2 separate regions of the Homo sapiens genome follow, and region 1 is linked to region 2. Evidence: chromatin loops called from intact Hi-C (ENCODE). Cell type or tissue: left lung. All regions are shown on one strand. Each heading gives the region's core, and the rest is flanking DNA. Links, peaks and the distances in the headings are about the cores only.

Region 1 (2,917 bases), core at 95-2,594, 170 kb after region 2:
CCACGACTCTACCACAGCACTTATCATAATGCATCATGATTATCAAGTTTTATATCTGTCTTCTCACTAGACTGTGTACTCTCTGTGGGCAGGGACTGTGTCCTGTTTATCTACATTCCTGGCATCTGGCACAAAGCCCAGCACAGGGTAGATGCCCAGCTAAGAGTTAATGATGGCTTGGACCAGGGTGATAGCAGTGGGAGTGGTGAGAATTGATCAGTCTTTAAATACATTTTGAAGATAAAGCCAAACGGGTTTCCTAATGGATTGGCTATGGAGTATGTAAGCAAGAGAGCAGTGAAGAATGACGCAAGGATTTGGGTTTGAGGAACTAGAAGGTAAAGTTGCAATCATCTGAGATGGAGAAGGCTGCAAGCAGAACAGGTTTCAGAGAAAAGATGGCGGGTTCACATTTGAACATGCTGATGCTGGGTGTCTATTATGTTCAAGTGGAGATGGCAAGTGGCAGTGGTTTCTTACATTTGAAATCTGAGAGAGAGGTTTGGGCCAAAGATACAAGTTTGGGAGTCATCTGCATAAAGATGGTATTAAAGAGTTCTAAACGGGGTGTTATCACCAGGGGAGTAAGTGTAGACAAAGAAGAGCGCCAAGGTCTGAGTCCTGGAATATTACAACACTCAGAATCTGTGAGAAGAGGAAACACCAGCAAATAAAACTGATAAAGAGCAGCCAAGGAGATAGGAAAGAAACTAAGAGAAAGGGGAAGTCCTAGAAGCCAAGTGAAGAGAAAATATAGCAAGGAGAAGGGGGATCAACTGTGTCAAATGCCACTGATACTCAAGTAAGATGAGGAGTGGGAGCTGCCCATTAGATTTAGCATGTGAAGATCATTGATGTCCATGATAAGACTTGGGTGCCTGGTTGGGGCAAAAGCCTGAGTGGGGTGAGTTTAAGAGAAAATAGGAGGACAGGCATTGGAGACAAGCAGTACAGACAACTCATTATAGGAGTGCTACAATGAGAAGCATCTAAATGGGGTGGAAGCTGATGGGCAAAGTGGGATTGAGAGAAGCCACTTGTTCATTTAGATGGAAGAAACATCAGCGTGTTTGTATTCTGATCCAGTACAATGAAAAGGCTAAGAGCTTAGACCTGCTAAGCTCACATACTCAGGCTTCCATCTTCTAGTGATGACTCCTATTGTGAGTTCATTGAGGATGAGAGCTAAATGTCTACCCTTACCTCTTGACATAAGATATATAGAAGATGCTTAGCAAATATTTATCAAATAAATGACTATGCATAAAATACTTTGCAAACTCTCTGAGCCGCAGTTTCATCTGTTAAATGAAAGTAATATCACCTACCTCAGAGAATTAAATAAGATAAAGTACATATAGTATATAACAAAGAGCTTAGTACTTAGTATATGCTCAGTAAATAGTTAGTTTTATTGTTAGTTCAATGCTTTCATTTTACAGATAAGGTATCTGAGGCCCAGAAAATAGTTTGTTCAAGATTGCACAGTTAATGACAGAGCTACCAGTTTCCTAGACTCATATTCCTTAGCTTTTTCCACATAACCAGAGAATTTACCTACAATTCCCAGGTACCACAGATGTGGGTGCTTTCAAGCCTCTGTAAATTCACTAAGTTGATGAGAAACCTGGATATTAGTAATTAATGGCAGATCTGAAATCTCTCTAGAACCTTCCTATGTGGCCAACATATGTCTTCCTGTCTAATTTGTCAAGATACTCTGCAAAGTCAATCCTAGTACAAGGCTCCATATTCATCTTGAAGCTTTTTCTTGTTTTACCAGAATTCTGGTTTTAATTTTTTGAGTAGCAATCCATGTTACTCTTTACATACCCAAGTCAAGGGACAAAGCTAAGCCACATGCTTGTTTTGTTCATTATCCAATATTATGTAAGTCTAGATGACTGACTCCATTAGTTTAACTCCAGGTGACAATGTAGATATAGATCCAAAATATGTTTCTGGACAATATTAATAGAAATTTTTATGACCTTGGAACACACCCTCCCTCATTGTACTTGCAATAGATGAATAACCTGCTCTTGCTAGGATGAGTGAAGAATGTTTACCTTTGTCAACATTTATTAGTGGAGTACTATATGCAGCTATTCCTTTAATAAAACAGTAAATCTTCAGCAAAGTTTATAGGTTGTCTTTCATCCAAAGACCTCAAAGAAACTTTGCTAACACTGTGTCATTATTCATCATACAACTTGCCAAGGGAGGCAAGTGGTGATTGTTTCAAAGAGAGAAACTGAGGTTCCAGGAAGGTTTCTGTGACTTCTAAGGGTCATGAACAGGGTAAAAAAGAAAAAAGAAAAAAAGGAAAGAAAGAGAGAGAGAGAGAGAGAGATCTGGGCACTGAGCCCAAATTCCTGTTGCTCAGGCCAAAGACCCAGCGCTCCTCCTAGAGCTCTCTAAACATTTCTTTCTGATAGAAAATGTAATTTACTACCTTGATCTGTTAAGCAGAAATGAACTCTCAACCTGTCTTCAATGACAGGGAAAGCCAACCTTTATTTCTGAAGTTACTTCAAGTCATAAAATGCTTGATTCACTGTATTAAATAATACAGTATTAAAATAAGTAAATAGCTTTGTAGTCATAATGATAGCTTGGATTTAAATGGTGCCTGTGCTCTGAAAAGCAGGGTAGTTCACAGGCTTCTGCAGACCTTTGGTCTCATTTGGCTACCCTCCTCTACCCTTCTTCTTCTTTTTTTTTTTTTTTTAGACGAAGTCTCGCTCTTGACCCCCAGGCTGGAGTGTGATGGCGTGATCTTAGTTCACTGCAACCTCCGCCTCCCCAGTTCAAGTGATTCTCCTGCCTCAGCCTCCCGAGTAGCTGGGATTACAGGCGCCTGCCACCACACCTGGTGAATTTTCGTATTTACAGTAGAGACAGGGTTTCACCATGT
Region 2 (2,917 bases), core at 143-2,642:
CATCTTCATTTCAGATTTCAGTTTTAGCCTTCGGCCTGCCAGGGTAAGGAGGGACCAACACTGTGAACCCAGCATCACAAGAATCACAAGAATGGCAAGCAAACTGTGAAGCAAGGAGACAAGTCCAGCTTGTCTGAGGCAAAGAGGAGTGAGCGGGCACCACAGTCAGGGGTGCCTTGGCAATCAGAGCTGGTTCCTTCAGAGTCTTCTGGTCCTGTACTCCCATTTTCCAGGTGGGGACTCTGACGTCCAGGGATGAGAATGCCCTTGCCCATGTCACAGAAGAAGTTCCAAGAACAGGACCCTGGACTCTGCCACCAAGACCCCTTCATCATTCTGCTTCATCACAACACTTCTTAAAAGGAAACTTAACCCTGGCCTTCTACCCAATAGACCCAGCAGACCTGCCACTGTGGCCCTGAGAGTCAGGGCCCAGGCCACAATGGGGAAAAGCAGCTCTAGAGAAAGGGGTTGTGAACACAAGGCCTAGCTTGGGGGCTGTGTGGACTCTGCCCCTCCTACACCTCTCACTCCCATCCACACATTGGAGCTGGAAGGGCCTGCCCAGAACAGTGGAAGGGAAAGGGCACCAGGCCACTAAACACCATGTTCTAGATCTGTCCCTGTTGCCCCTCATAAACCACTTTCCCACATTGTGCCTCAGTTTCCCTATCTGCAAAACGCATTGGTCTCACTTTACACTCTATAGTTTCACTGATATTTGGACATTCTACAGGTTAAAAAATTAAGTGGCCCTGTTCAAGGCAGAGATAGAAATATTAGATTTATGTTCCAGAGGCAGAACCATTCAGTGCCGCAGTCACCAAGGTGTAAAAGTGTAGATTTCTGTTAACTTGAAAGGGGAGTTGAAAGAAGGCAAGAGAAATGTCCCCTCAGGCTAATTTGCCTTCGCTTAGAAAATGTTTTCAAAGGAAATTCTGAGGAGGTTTGTCTCCTCCCCCAGCCAGGAGCCTCTTCTGTCTTCCCAGAACCGGAATTTGGGTGGTGTGGCCAATAAAGGAGCAGTTCTTCCTCTAAAGGGGTCACTTCCCTCGGATCCCAGGGCGGTGGGCTGCGGCAGGTGCTCATGGGTGACCGCGCGGAGGCAGACATGCTGCGGGACTTGCAGCATCAAGGTCATCTGTAAAGGAGCTGGCCATGACCCGCCACTGCCCACCAAGGTCTGGAGCAGACGTTATTCTCAAGAACACTTCAAAGGGAACTAGTTCAAAGGGAACTAGGTAGTATCGTATGTTTTTGTTTTGTTTTGTAAGAAAAAAAATGTTAGATATCCTGAGGTTGTTATCTTGCTATTCACAAATGGAAAAGCAGCCGCCCGAGGTGGGGGTGGAGTCCATTTGAACGAGGGACCACTGTGCTCTGCTGAGCAGGCATTTGCTCCTGAGCTGCCCTTCCTCTTCTACCGTCTTCCCAACCCATCCCTTCAGTCCTCTCAACCTATCCTGGGTAACTCCCGCCCGGCTCCAGGGCGCGGTGTGACCGCCTTAGGAAGTCTATCTTCACCAGGAAGCTTGCATTGGCTGCTGCTGTCAGGAATTTGGACGCTCCATCCAAATCCCCTCACATCCCTTTACTGTTAGTCTCTATGCCTCTTTGGCTTCCCGGCTTCCTTCCATTTCCCCCGCCCTGTGGGACTGCTTTTGCTTCCTGCAGCTGGGACTTTTCTTCAGAGGAACTGTCCAATGCTAGCGCTCATCACAATGAGCTGTAATTCCGTTTGCTAGTCGGCCCTCTCCACTGGCCTGGGACCTTGGAAGGCTAGGGATTGTACTTTGCTCACCATTGTATCTCAGGACCTGCCAATGGACTCAATGGGAACTTGTGAATGAATGAATGAGCCACTAACTGCTGCTTTCAGAATCAATCCCAATAGAAGGGTGAACTCGGGAGAATATCTGGGCGCCTCTAAGGAAGCACAGGTCCTAAATGGAAATTGAATGCTATGCTTTCCTGAAAATGAAGTGAGAGTGTTAGGGAACCCCGGTAGCTGTACCTAGGGCCTGAATCACCACTTTTTTCTTGTGCCCTTCTTGTTAGCCTCCATTCACCAGCACAATCTTAGCCTTTGGCTGTCAATCTCATCTCCCAACTGGCCTCACTCTGAAAAATGTGCGTCTATGTTCCATCGGTCGTCCTCTGCAGAATCGGCATGTTAGACTCTACCACAGGGTCTACATTCATCTCTTAGCTTCTAGCTCATTCCTGAAAACTGAAATGTCCTGAAATTCCACCCTCAGCCCTGCATTCCCCATCTCAGACCTGCTAACTGTTGTCCCCAGGTGTCCCTAGTTTCCAAGTAATCTCCAGGGGCTGCCCTTTCCAGATGGCACTATCTGGGGCATTGGACTCTAATCACAACAACCCCAGCCCACTCCTCTGTCCCCACCCAGTGCCAGCGTGGTGTAGAATGTGGATGGGACAGAGAAGCCCTGTCTGTTACCACAGCACAGTCCCCAGCACGACCAGGCAGGCCCAGGCAGGTCGCCAGGGGTTTTGTTGATGTGAAGGATAGCCCATAGCTTTCCCAGAAGAAACCGCAAGGATGGCTTAGAATTGACAGTTGGCCTAGAGGGAGACGTGGGCAGCTTGGAGGGCCTCACACTCTTAGTCATTTGTGGTTGGGGGCATGGTTGGCCATGGCTGAGTTATCCTGAGGGAGGATCCCAAAACCCACTTGTTCAATTTATTTGGGGGTAAGGGTGAGACACAGAAAGAACAAGTCACATAAAAAAATGGAAGAGCTGAAGAGAAACAGGCGCCTGTGGAAGAGGAGCCTGCCGACTCACAGAGAGGGCCCTCAAAGCAGACCTGGGCAGAGAGCCACTGAAAGGGGCTATTTAGTAGCAGAGAAAAGGCACTTAAACCTCTTGGACTGAAAAAAAGAGTGCTTGAAAAT

What was found. A loop is a pair of places that touch in the nucleus more often than their neighbours do. Peaks named below come from ENCODE experiments on the same cell type or tissue, not always from the same donor. Only the 100,000 strongest peaks of a DNase experiment are listed, where the experiment ranks them.
Region 1: it touches region 2 in a loop (2.5-fold over the local background); 64 of 110 quality-filtered maps call a loop at or near these places.

What each region holds. Positions count from the first base shown.
Region 1 is chr11:12,973,151-12,976,067 of GRCh38, reverse strand. No RefSeq gene overlaps it. Among named protein-coding and RNA genes, the nearest start is that of LINC00958, 15 kb to the left of the region's middle. In left lung, for the core only: no CTCF peak of the experiment used is centred there; no DNase peak of the experiment used is centred there.
Region 2 is chr11:13,140,679-13,143,595 of GRCh38, reverse strand. No RefSeq gene overlaps it. Among named protein-coding and RNA genes, the nearest start is that of RASSF10, 130 kb to the right of the region's middle. In left lung, for the core only: no CTCF peak of the experiment used is centred there; a DNase peak (open chromatin) is centred at 1,105.